Regions from separate parts of the Homo sapiens genome. Here all the other regions are linked to region 1. A link is a contact called in ENCODE Hi-C data. All regions are on one chromosome and are shown on one strand. The core of a region is the stretch at or near the end of the contact, and the rest is flanking DNA. Distances in the headings are between cores, read along the strand shown. Region 1 holds the start of ZNF222 (zinc finger protein 222). Region 2 holds the start of ZNF540 (zinc finger protein 540). Region 3 holds the start of ZNF527 (zinc finger protein 527). Region 4 holds the start of ZNF569 (zinc finger protein 569).

Evidence for each region. A loop is a pair of places that touch in the nucleus more often than their neighbours do. Pooled maps may share reads with other maps.
Region 2: a loop to region 1 is called in a pooled map, with 14 times the contacts of the local background. The contact joins the promoter of ZNF540 here to the promoter of ZNF222 in region 1. A Hi-C loop is called at or near these places in 2 of 50 pooled maps.
Region 3: a loop to region 1 is called in a pooled map, with 14 times the contacts of the local background. The contact joins the promoter of ZNF527 here to the promoter of ZNF222 in region 1. A Hi-C loop is called at or near these places in 3 of 50 pooled maps.
Region 4: a loop to region 1 is called in a pooled map, with 6 times the contacts of the local background. The contact joins the promoter of ZNF569 here to the promoter of ZNF222 in region 1. A Hi-C loop is called at or near these places in 2 of 50 pooled maps.

Annotation. Positions count from the first base shown.
Region 1 is chr19:44,024,090-44,027,416 of GRCh38, forward strand. It overlaps ZNF222 (zinc finger protein 222), which reads left to right and starts at 1,290. Exons shown (of 4, transcript NM_001129996.2): 1 at 1,290-1,389; 2 at 2,934-3,060; 3 at 3,309-3,327. The coding sequence starts at 1,348. ZNF222-DT (ZNF222 divergent transcript) reads right to left here and starts at 1,193. Exons shown (of 3, transcript NR_184028.1): 1 at 1,026-1,193; 2 at 809-930. RefSeq lists enhancers at 1,256-1,305, 1,536-1,585.
Region 2 is chr19:37,593,535-37,596,829 of GRCh38, forward strand. ZNF540 (zinc finger protein 540) reads left to right here and starts at 1,342. Exons shown (of 5, transcript NM_001172225.3): 1 at 1,342-1,561. ZNF571 (zinc finger protein 571) reads right to left here and starts at 1,258. Exons shown (of 4, transcript NM_016536.5): 1 at 1,207-1,258. RefSeq lists enhancers at 219-900, 700-829, 900-949, 901-1,583, 1,180-1,379 and 2 more.
Region 3 is chr19:37,369,741-37,372,707 of GRCh38, forward strand. It overlaps ZNF527 (zinc finger protein 527), which reads left to right and starts at 1,359. Exons shown (of 5, transcript NM_032453.2): 1 at 1,359-1,486. RefSeq lists enhancers at 729-868, 889-938, 1,109-1,418 and a silencer at 1,449-1,758.
Region 4 is chr19:37,465,935-37,469,021 of GRCh38, forward strand. ZNF569 (zinc finger protein 569) reads right to left here and starts at 1,510. Exons shown (of 6, transcript NM_152484.3): 1 at 1,150-1,510. It also overlaps a transcript of ZNF570 not described here. RefSeq lists an enhancer at 1,331-1,380.

The sequences.
Region 1 (3,327 bases), core at 40-2,539:
ATTTCTATACAAAAACAATTAATCTGAAAAGGAAAATAGTTCCCTTTGCAATAGCATTAAATAAATAAATTACTTAGGAACTGTCTTAACCAATGACAAGAAACACTTGGACACTGAATTTTGCAACATCTTACTAAAGAAAATTAAAGAAGGCACCCCAGGCATGGTGGCTTATGCCTGTAATCCCAGCACTTTGTGAGGCCCAGGCAGGCGAATAACTTGAGGCCAGGAGTTCGAGATCAGCCTGGCCAACCTGGTGAAACCCCTGTCTTCACTAAAAATACAAAAATTGGCCAGGTATGGTGGTACGTGCCTGTAATCCCAGCTACTTGGGAGGCTGAGGCAGGAGAATCGCTTGAACTCAGGAGGCGGAGGTTGCAGTGAGCCAAGATTGTGCCACTGCACTCCAGCTTGGGCGACAGAGTGAGACTCTGTCTCAAAAAAAAAAAAAAAAAAATTAAAGAAGGCGCAAATAAATGGAGATATATCCATTATTAATGGATTGGGCGACTTGATATTGCAAGGCTGTCAATACCTATATCTATAGATTCAATGCAATCCTTAATCACAGTAACATTTTTCTCAGAAATGAAAAAATCCACCTGAGATTCATGTGAAATATCAAGGGACACTCTCTCCCATGGTCATATTTTAGACCTCGTCATTTTCTAGCAAATATTCCTCCATAATAATTTGCAGCACTACTCTCCAACAACTTTGACTTGTATTTCCACCTTGGTCCCACCAGCATGCTAGCATCAGTAATATTAGAACCTCGCCAATACCTACAGTCCACTGAGACGATCACCTTTTTACTCTTTCAACTCCTCGTGTACTCACAGCCTGCCAAGCACATTTCTTGTCAGGAGAGGACAGCTCACTTCTCCTAATGTCTCACTTCCCAAAATTGTGTCCCATGAAAATTTCTAGCTAGATGAAGGCAGAGAAAGAAAATATTTGATTTCTTAGGCTTTATGGAAGCGATAGGAATGGCAATAGTGGTTTGGAATGGAGACTGCACGCACCAGTCAACAGGGTGTGTCCCGAATAAGCAGTGGGTAAAGGACATTTACTGAAATGCTATCTCCAACTCCACTTCAGGAAAGCTTGCTGCAGAGTTAGAGTGATATAGTCCAAATGCTCTGTTTGAGTCGCGGGCCCTTTGTCTCACACGGGCGAGTCCGGGGAATTCTGGGAAGTGGAGTCCACACGCTCTGTGGAGGCTCGAGCACTTCCGGTCCCCAACTGTGACGTTGCTATTTCATTTACCACAGTAGTTTGAGTCATTTCCACATCTTGCGAGTCCTTCCGAACGAGTCTCCTTTCCTTGGGGCTCGCAACCACCCAATGATCGATTCAGGAGAAAAGAAGCCTGGGCGGAGAGCAGAGGTTTGGAGGGGCGCGGGCGGGGATTGCCGTTCCAGTCAGCTGAGCCTTCTGGCGTCGGGGGGCTCTGCTAGGGTCTCAGGGAGTGGGATTGGCGCGGCCCGGTGTGCCCTACTTTGACCTCGCTTAGTCCGCCTCCCTCCTCCCTACGTGTGCAGCCCCTTTCAGTGTGGTGTGGAGTGTCACTTAATGTCCGTTTATCTTCCATTGCTGGTTCGTTTGTTTGTTTGTTTTGTAACGGGACTTTTCGGACCATCCTAATGGATTCATTTTGGGACCTGAAAGAGGTAACACAAATGAGAGCCTTAAAAGCAGTCCCTGTCACTCGGTGTCTGGTGGTCTCTTGTTAATTTCCCACGAAGCCTGTCAGGTCCTCTGGTGGGGTCAGAGCTCCAGCTGCAGGGGCGCCGGCCCTTCTGCCTGATCCCTGCAGGACGCTGGATGATCCCTGACGCCTTCTGACCTCTTTTTAGGAAAGTGAGGGGAGCATTTAACTTTTATGGGGGACGGCAAAACGGTCAGGGTGTTTCACAGCTTTCTTTTTCCCCAGCCCGACCTTTCTAAAAGAGCTGCAGGAAGGGACTTCTTGGCTACTGATGGCAAAGCTCTACGTGAGTGATCCTTGGCTTTTTTTCTTTGACAGAGATGCTTACCTCAACCGAGAGTGTGTAGGATTTGTCCCTCGGGCATGGGTGTCGATAATGATTAAGCCTTAATTGGTAACTTTATTCCAAGTACTTTATACCCCAAAATACATGATCTTCACAGTGGCACTGTGGAGAGGTGCTGCTTTTTTCATTTTAAAGATGGGCGTGAGACACAGGTGGAGCAGGAGTTGAAACCTAGGCAGTCCAGGTTAGAGCCTGAGTTGATCATCTCTTGAATGCAATTCTCATTGAGGCAGAGGTACTAGCTGGGAACAGGTGGAGAACGTAAGTTAGGACTTGATTGAAGGCACCTTGAGGCAAGGCTCAGGGGCTTGGACTTCTATAGGAGTTTTTGTTTGTTTGCTTTTTGCTTTTTAATTTTTTTAACCTTATCTACTATTTTCTTTCTCTCTCTCTCTCTATATATATATATATTTTTTTTTTTACAGAGTTTCGCTCTTGTTGCTTAGGCTGGAGTGCAGTGGTGCAATCTTGGCTCACTGTAACCTCCGCCTCTCGGGTTCAAGTGATTCTCCTGCCTCAGTCTCATTTTCGTCAAAGGGCCCGCGACTCAAACAGAGCATTTGGACTATATCACTCTAACTCTGCAGCAAGCTTTCCTGAAGTGGAGTTAGAGATAGCATCTCAGTAAATGTCCTTTACCCACTATTTATTCAGGACACACCCTGTTGACTGGTGTGTGCAGTCTCCATTCCAAACCCCTATTGCCTAATCAGTCATTGTCAGGACACAAACAGAATAAGTAGGAAATCTATAAGCTGACCTATGTCTCTCAAGATCCAAAACAACTTTACACTTGTCCCTTGTGCCAGTGCAATGCTGCTGTCTCCCAATAGTCTTTGGCCGTAAGATTGAGGTGACATCTGCTTGATGTTGTAGGAGGCAGTGACCTTCAAGGATGTGGCTGTGATCTTCACTGAGGAGGAGCTGGGGCTGCTGGACCCTGCCCAGAGGAAGCTGTACCGAGATGTGATGCTTGAGAACTTCAGGAACCTGCTCTCAGTGGGTGAGGACGGGCACCCCCTGTAATGGAATGTCAGGCCCCAGGAGTGGTTTTTTAATCCTAGGGTTTTCAAGTTTGAGTGTGCAGTGAGAACCTACATTTCCAGTAAATTTTGCCTGGCTATTAGGTTGGTGCAAAAGTAATTGTGGTTTTTGTCATTGGAAGTAATGGTACACTGCAATTACGTTTGCACCAACATGATATTACCTTGAACATGTTGGGATTAAGCATGTGACTTTGCCTGTTCACAGGGCATCAACCATTCCATGG
Region 2 (3,295 bases), core at 92-2,591, 6.4 Mb before region 1:
CTACTAAAAACACAAAAAATTAGCCGGGCATGGTGGCGGGCGCCTGTAGTCCCAGCTACTCGGGAGGCTTAGGCAGGAGAATGGCGTGAACCCGGAAGGCGGAGCTTGCAGTGAGCCGAGACCGCACCACCGCACTCCAGCCAGGGCGACACAGCGAGAATCCGTCTCAAAAAGCAAACAAACAAACAAAAAAATCTTAGACCAGAAAGGACTGCTGTATCATTGGGTGGAAAGGAGAGGTGTAGTGTGGCTGGGGAGTAGAGCTAAACTGATGATCCCATCCCCGCAGCATCATTTATGGGGTGCCTAAGGACCAGTCACTAGCATGGCTGGTTCTTCCTTAGGAAGATGTTGCTGGAGGTAGAAAACGTTTCGGAAAGGAAGAAATTTGAGGTTAGAAAGAAAACAGGAACTTCACACAAGACTTTCAGAAGTGCGATATTCTTTTCCTCTGGGTGCCTCTCTTGGAAAACGCAGAACCGAGAAAAGAAATAAGCATCATAGAACATCAGAGCTCTCGGAGCAGACGAAACAATTTAGGATAACACCAACCTCTAGAAAGGGATTAGTCTTCCCCACAGGGCTGTCAAGCTAGAATAGGACATCTTTAACAGTGGTCTTCTTCCTAAGACACTTCCAGGGGTAAAGCCTCACCATCAGGGAAACTTCAAAAAGAGCCTCTTACTCTGCAAAGAAACTGCAGCAGCTGTAACCGCACGATTCTCAGCTGGCTTAATGATGTCCGTGTCACACGAGGAGTACTGCGGCCCGGGAGGGGCCAAGCGCTAGGAGCATTAACAGGCGGCAGGTGAGCCCACCCCGCGGCCGCACAAGCGCACACGCACACGTCCAGGGCGGAGGAACACTACTAGTAACACCCGCCTCCTTCTAGCCTCCCTATCCCAAAGTTATGGTGCCGATTTTGTCCGCGGCAGGGGCTCCAGGGGCACACTCATAAATTCGGTGCGGAGGAACACAACTAGCAGCACCACACCCCCGCCACTGCCAGAACCAAAGTGACGGTGCCGACACCCCTCCGCAAGCGCAAGGCCGACTTCCATAAGTAATTAGCCAGAGCACCGTCCCGTTCCTGTCAGCACCGAGCCCCAGCCAGGACACCGGTATTCCCAGCACCATACAAGAACTACTTTTTCGATGAAGCAACCCAAAAGCTGCGAGCGGTTCCCGGTGAGGCCGCCCACTCACCTGGCCGGCGCAGACAAGCTCCGTGCGTCAAGACATAACAGCGTAAGTGTACGACGTTGCGCAGCGACGCGGGGGCCTTCGGGAAATGTAGTCTACAACTGGAAACCGGCCGGATCGTGTCTGCGCAGGCCCAGCAGCTAAGATCGGGTCCGGCGCTCCAGAACAGAACGATCCCTGAGGCTCCCTTGCTCGAACTGTGGGACTTACCCTACTATGGTCCGAGCCTACCCTATTTCATTATACTCAAGTAACGCCCCAGAAATTCCAGAGAATCTCACACAAAGAGGTTGAGTCTTGCCGTGGTGCCTTCAGGGGAATGTCATCCCGGGCTAGAAGAGCTGCAAAAGGCTGTCAGGTAAGGTCTGGATTTCTCTCTGACAGCTCTGGCCGTGACGCAGTGGCCACGATACCGGGTTGCTGCTCAACGGGGTTCGGAAGTGTGACGCATTCTTTGCGGCCATGTGTGTGTGTGTGCGTGTGTGTGTGGGTCTGTGCGCGCGCGTGTCCGAGTGTCCTCTGTGGGTGCAGAGTGGGTAGTGGCCATGCCTGTGTGATGTGCGTCAGATTATGCTTGAGGCTATTAGTGGCGCATTTAGTATTGTGTGCGGAAGGGTCTTGGGAATGGTTTGATTATAGCTTTGAGGGTGACTGATGTCTGTTTAATCAGATTCAGCCTGCGACTGAGTATCTTATAACCTGTAAGAAATTGATTTTTCTTTGCATGGTCATGAATTTAAAATAGATTCCCATGAAATTATATAAATGTAGTGAATGATTCATTGAGAGTTCGCCTGTGGCAGTGAATGTGGGGAAAGAAGTGTGTGAGCATAATATGGTGAGAATGAGCACGATTGTGTGCAGCGCTGTATTATAGTGATATCTCCTGGCTTCAGTTTTCTCACCTGTAAAGTGAGGGTGTCAGTCGTGTAACGCTTTGGAACAATGCTTTTTAATAGGAATTTCTGCAAAACTGAGTTCCATTTTTTATATCTGTGCTCTCCAATATAGTAGCCACTAGCTACATATGGCTATTGAGAAATTGAAATGTGGCTGGTTTGACTGAGGAACGAATTTTTTAAATTGTGTTCAATTTTAATAAATCTAAATGTAAACAGCTATATATGGCTAATAGTCTTCCTATTGAACAGTACAACCTGGAGCATTAATTTGCCTTCAAGATTTGAAGGGGGTAAAAACTTAATTCATCTAGCAAATATTTGAAAATGAAATTCTTAAAACTTCCTTAAATTTTTTTTTAAATTTGAGATGATTGTAGATTCATATGAGGTTGTAAGAAATAATAGAGACATTGTGTGTTATCTTCAACTTAGTCTTCTCCAATGACAACATCTTGCAGGACTGTAGTATAATATGACAACCAGGATGTTGACATTGATAGTCAAGATAGATCATTTCCATCACCTCGAGGATCTGTTGTGTTGCCCTTTTATAGACAAATGCACTTTCTTCCCTCTTGTTTGAAGATATTCGCGTCAACATTAATGATAATGTAGGCATACCTCATTTTATTGTGCATCATTTTATTGCACTTTGCAGATACTGTATTTGTTTGTTTTAAAGAGACAGGCTCTCACTGTCTCACCCAGGCTGGAGTGCAGTGGTGCAGTTATAGCTCACTGCAGTCTCGAACTCCTGGGTTCAAGGGATCCTCCAGCTGGCCCACAAAGCCTGAAATATTTATTATGTGGTTCTTTGCAGGAAAAGTTTGCAGACTCCCAATCTATATTATTTCTGATGGCTACTTTATTTTCTATTATATGGATACACTAGAATTTATTTAACCTGTTCTTTATTGAAGTCTAATTTATGTTTGTATCTAGCTTTTTCCATTTTAAAATTAGTCTATCTGCACCTGTCTGCATATATCCTAGTGAACATATATAATTATTTTCCTTAGACAGGGTCATAGGAGTGGGATTACTGAAACATCTGGCTCATATTATTAAATTCTGCTAATATAAATTTCTAATTTACCCTCTTTAAGGTGGCACCAGTGTATAACATGGCGTGAGGGCATCTATTTTACTCCAGTTTAACATGTTATTATCAGTCTATTCAATGTTCCCGT
Region 3 (2,967 bases), core at 109-2,608, 6.7 Mb before region 1:
CTCTTCCAGTGATGACCCTAATTCAAACCACCATCATCATAAGACCATTGGTCTCCAAAATAGTTTATACATAAATGAGCCTGTCATTGACATGTAGAGACCTGGGTCAACAGTACAGATGGAGGTCCCCAGCCAGTCCCCTTCTGTTCCCACTGCCATCCTTGTCCCACATCGTAAGAGGTCTTCTATTCCCACATGTGGACACTCCAGCTTGCATATCTAAGCTCTGTCTAGCCTTACCAAATTGCTCTCATTTGGCCACATTTTGTGGATAGGCAGCACATTCCACCTTTGGAAGACAGATCAAGGGAAGGGTCTTTGGACACAGAGGAGATACAGGCTCTGGAAGCAGGCTGGAGTCCATTTGAACAGGAAATCCTGGGGATTTGGATACCCAGAGCATGGTCTGAAAGAAGGTTGTGAGATCTTTGCAGGCATGTTTCTGCCTATGGACTTTCACCAGGAAGGAAACTGCTTGACTAGAGGAGGGCCAAAGTGTGGCCTTTTGTATGTTTAATAATATTAAAATGTTAAATATATTATTTTGACCAATTGAGAAATAATAATAATAATAAAATAGGCCGGGTGCGATGGCTCATGCCTGTAACCCCAGCACTTGGGGAGGCCGAGGCAGGTGGATCACAAGTTCAGGAGATGAAGACCATCCTGGCCAACATGGTGAAACCCCATCCCTACTAAAAATACAAAAATTAGCTGGGCGTGGTGGCAGGTGCCTGTAATCCCAGCTCCTCAGGAGGCTGAGGCAAGAGAATCGCTTGAACCCGGGAGGCGGAGGTTGCAGTGAGCGCCGAGATTGCCTCAATAAAAGATACCACAGACCCCGCCCATGGCAGGAGATGGGGGTGAAGGAACAGTAAGACCAGGAGACAGTCAGATACACATCGGATCAGTGGTATCCTCACAGTAACAGAAACGGTCACCCCCAATGTCAGCCACAGTCTCTTTCATCCACAATCACTTTCACATTCAGCTACCCACAATCACGGGACGTGATTTAAAATACAGAAGCTCCCTGCACTGACAAAATCCGCCGCTCCTTTCGTCGGCAAGCATAAAGGTGTGCAGCAACAGTCACACACGAACCACCACACCCAAGCATTCAACCAGTCAGCCCCGCGCGCAGCCTGGCCGCTTTCCCCAACACAGCAGCTCAAGGTCACTGGAGAGCCTACGACCGCACACAGCCCTCTCCGGTACCTGCCCCCGTGGCGCAGGCGCGCAGTGGAGGGGGCCGCGGGGTTCTCTGGGAGATGTAGTTCAACGATGACGGCCGTGGCGCAAAGCGTTCTGGGGCTCGTGGTTCGCGGGGTCCATGGGGAACGCGGTGTCGCTGGTTCAGATCTCGCAGAGCTCAGAGTCCTGCATGCCTCAGTCCTCGCCTCGCTCCTCCTCGCGGAGGATTCTGGGAGGTGACGTCGCGGGTCTCGGTCGCGGGGCCCGTTTGCAGAGCCCGCGGCGCCGGGAGGTGAGTGGGGCCGGGCCCCGGGCGGGAGCGGGAAGTCAAGGGCGGGCTCCGGGTGGCCCGGCCGCGCCAGGGATGGGAACCCGGCAGGAGTCGCTGGGGAGGCCGTGTGTGTTTCACTGTATTACCAACTATGTGACAGGCTGCGGGTGTGACAGAATGTGATCTTGTGTCACTGTGTGTGTGTGTTTGTGCGCGTGCGCCCGCTTGTGTGTGACTGTAACCATCTGTGTCTGGGGGTGAAACTGTGAATATGTGTGTTTGTGTGTGACTGTCTCTGCAGGTGTAGCTGTGTATGTGTTTATGAGAGACTGGGGTGTGACATTGTGTGTTTGTGTAAATGCATGTGTGTGGTTATGTGACCACCTGTTTCTGCGGATACAATTGCGTTTGAATGTGTGTGACAGCAAGTGTGATTGTGCGACTATGACCATCTGTCTCCGCAGGTATAGTTTTGTATCAGTAATTGTGACAAGATGTGTGACTTCTGTGGTATGCTACTTTGTGTGTGATTGTGTGTGATTGTTTATCTCTGTTGGTGTAGTTGTATGTTACCATCTATCTTTGTGCTTATGTGGCTGTGTATTGTGTGAGATTATGGGTGTGTTTGTGTGACTCTATACATTTGTGATTGGGTGAGAATTTGTGTGTATATATGAGATTGTGGGATTGATGTATGAAGCACAGAAATATTAGAATTACCCAAGTTCACACAGTTAACAAGTGACAGCACCAGAACTCAAACCCAAGCAGTTTAGCTCTAGAGGTCTCGCTTTTTTTTTTTTTTTTCTCTTGAGATGGAGTCTCACTCTATTGCCCAGGCTGGAGTGCAATGATGCGATCTCGGCTCACTGCAACCTCCGCCTCCCAGGTTCAAGTGATTCTCCTGCCTCAGCCTCCCAAGTAGCTGGGATTACAGGCGCGCACCACCACGCCCAGCTAGTTTTTGTATTTTTAGTAGAGACGAGGTTTCACCATGTTTGGCCAGGCTGGTCTCCAACTCCTGACCTCATGATCCGCCCACCAGAGCCTCCCACAGTGCTGGGATTACAGGCGTGAGGCGCTGCGCCCTGCTGCAGTTTTTATGGACAATTTCAAGCTGCACTACACTAAGGAAATAACTGCTAGGGACTGAGTTGCCTAGTGCAAAGTAGTCCAGAATTAGGGGGTGAAATTAGGGGGTGATGTATACTGAATTCTAGGTCAACCACAGTTGTCCCTTTCTTTTCTTTTCTTTTCTTTTCTTTTTTTTTTTTTTTTTTTTTTTGAGACAGAGTCTTGCTCTGTCCTGTAGGCTAGAGTGCAGTGGTGCAATCTCGGCTCACAGCACCCTCTACCTCCTGGGTTCAATCAAGCCTCCCACCTCAGCCTCCCAAGTAGCTGGGACTACAGACACATGCCACCACGCCCAACTAATTCTTGTACTTTTTGAGGAGATGGGGTTTTGCCATGTTGCCCAGGCTGGTCTTGAATTCCTAGTCTCA
Region 4 (3,087 bases), core at 260-2,759, 6.6 Mb before region 1:
ATGCATAATTTGTGATTGTTTAAATGGAAAGATACTAATCATACATTGTTAAACAAGAAAGGTTGGTTACAGAGCTGTATGTATAGTGTTACTGCAATTTTGAAGCCATTATGCACACATATAGAACATATGAATGTATACGTATGTATACACAAAGGCGGGGGTGAAAAGATGGAAAGTAAATTTTGACAGTAGTTGCATGGCCTGTAGAACTATGAATGATTTTTGTTCTTCGAGCTTTTCTGTATTTTTCTCCACCCCACTCCACTCCCCAAATGGGGTGGAGTAGGGAAGGAGGAGAATGAGTTTAGTAAGTACACAAAACAACGTAGCTAATACACGAAAATAAAATTAAAAATAAATAAATATTAAAGTGTTGGGGATATCGATGTTTCATATAAAAACATATTTCCGGCCGGGCGCGGTGGCTTACGACTGTAATCTCAGCACTTTGGGAGAACGAGGCGGGTGGATCACCTGCGGTCAGTTGTTCGAGACCAGCCTGACCCACATGGAGAAACCCCGTCTCTACTAAAAATACAAAATTAGCCAGGCGTGGTGGTGCGCCTGTAATCCCAGCTACTCGGGAGGCTGAGGGAGGAGAATTGCTTCTTCCCAGGAGGCGGAGGTTGCGGTGAGCCAAGATCGCGCCATTGCCCTCCAGCAGCCTGGGCAACGAGAGCGAAACTCCATCTCAAAAACAAAAACAAAAAAACAACGTATTTCCAATGACCAAAGCTAAAGACATGCAGCGCTGGCACAAACGCCAAGTCTCACACATCTACACCCACAAGCACACCCTACCTTGTATCCACAGTTTTTCATTCATTCAAGATCCCACTGTCATGCACGTTTGCACGCAGGTTCATACTGAAAGATAAAAGGGAAAGCGCCTCCACGAAATCCGCTTACGGACACGATCCCGGGGCCACACTCAGCCAGACGAATGTCTGGCAAATGACAGTCACTTCACGCCAGACTCTCACAGTCCTTCACACGCCACTCCCACTGCCTCAGGGAACCACAAGCACAGGCATCGCCCCGCCCGGCGTCCTCCTCCAAAGATTGGGGCACCAGGACCGCGGGCCCCCACTCCCACCCAGCACAAAGAGTCCGGCGCTCAGAGCTAGCGGTTTCCCGAGGACTCACCACCAAGCCCGCGGACACAGGCCCCGATTCCACACTTAACGCTGCCAAAGTGGCAGAGCCGGCGCGGGCTGGGACAGAGGCGGCACTGAGGCCGGCGCTGTCGGTGGCTGAGAGCGCCACAAGTCTCGGTCCGTTACACCAGGGGCGACGCTTCCCAGAGGCCCCCGCGGCTCACCCGGGCGGGACTGGCTTCACTGTTTGCGCGTCCTGAGAAGCAGACCACGGTGTTCCAGGGCTCACAGCTCCGCGCAGGGGAGCTCAGCCTAGGTTTTGCACGAGCGGCCTCCCGCGAGCCCAGCTCTGAGAGATTGGGAGCGCAACTTGGTGCTGAGAAGAATCGAATCGTTCCGCTGCTTCCTGCGCCGAACTACATTTCCCAGAGGCCTTCGCGGCCCTACTTCCCCGACCCCACCTGCAAAAAGGCACTTCCTTCTTACAGTCGGCTGGAGCTGCAGGTTCGCAAGGTCCGTGAAGGAAGCCCGGCTCAGTGTGTTTAGTTCCGTCTTTTTGGGTCTCTACCTGAGGCTAGAATACAGCGGGGTGAAGGTGGTGAGAGCTCCAGGGCCAGTGAAGGCCGGGTCAGCTGGAGCCTTAAGGTCCTGACAGCGGCTAGAAGAGGGAGGAGTGACGTAGTGTGACTGTATGTGTGAAACTTCGGCCATGGAATTTGGAGTGGGGTTTCCAGGGCGAGAGACCCTGTCCAGTGACATCTGAGGTCGTGCGAATATGCGACCTTTTGTGTGACCATGGTCGCGTTTTATATTCTCGTGGCTGTTTGATTCTGACCTTGCAGTTTTGTCAGAGACAATGTGCATGTATTTGTTCTTTCTGGACTTCTCGATTGTGAGTGTGACAGTGTTATTGGATTTCATGACCCGGGATCGTGAGCGAAAAGTAGTGTGGCCAGACCGCCTGACTTCTAAACAGACTTGGCCTTACTAGCTGTGTCATCTCAGACTAGGTACTTAACTTCTCTATGCCTTTCGTGTTTTTTTTTTTTTGTTTGTTTTGTTTTTTTTGAGGCAGAGCCTCACTTTGTTGCCCAGGCTGGAGAGTGCAGCGGCGCGATGTTGGCTCACTGCAGCCTCGAACTCCCGGGCTCAAGCGATTCTCTGCCTCGGCCTTCCGAGTAACTGGGACCACAATCAAGGGACACTCCGCCCGGCTGATTTTTGTTTGTTTGTTAGTAGAGATAAGGTCTCGCTATGTTGCCCAGGCTGCTCTCGAACTCCTGAGCTCAAGCGATCCTCCCGCCTGGGCCTCAAAAAGTGCTAGGATTACAGGCATGAGCCGCACGGGGCCGGTCTTAATACCTTTAATAAAGAGATAATAGGCCGGACGCGGTGGCTCACGCCTGTGATCCCAGCACTTTGGGTGGGCAAAGCGCACGGATCATTTGAGGTCACGAGGTTTTTGTTTGTTTGTTTTTTAAGACGGAGTCTTGCTCTGTCGCTCAGGCTGGAGTGCAGTGGCGCGATCTCGGCTCACTGCAACCTCCGCCTCCTTTCGCCTCCCAGGTTCAGGCAATTTTTCTGCCTCAGCCTCCTGAGTAGCTGGGACTTAAGGCGCGTGCCACCACGCCCGGCTAATTTTTTTGTATTTTTAGTAGAGACGGGGTTTCACCATGTTGGTCAGGCTGGTCTCGAACTCCTGACCTCGTGATCTGCCCACCTTGGCCTTCCAAAGTGCTGGGATTACAGGCGTGAGCCACCGTGCCAGGCTGAGGGTAGCGGGTGGGAGACTGCCAGGAGTGTAGTGCGCTTGCGCAGTTTACCACCCTGCATCCCCCCCACCCCGCTCCCCTCCCAATTTTTTTCGGGTATCCAGCACAATTCTAGGAATTCGCCTCCCACCCATTTTGAGTAGACGCGCCACTAGCGCGTTCCCACGCACAAACCTTTTCCCTGCGGCCAACCTGCGATTCTCAACTCCCCGCCC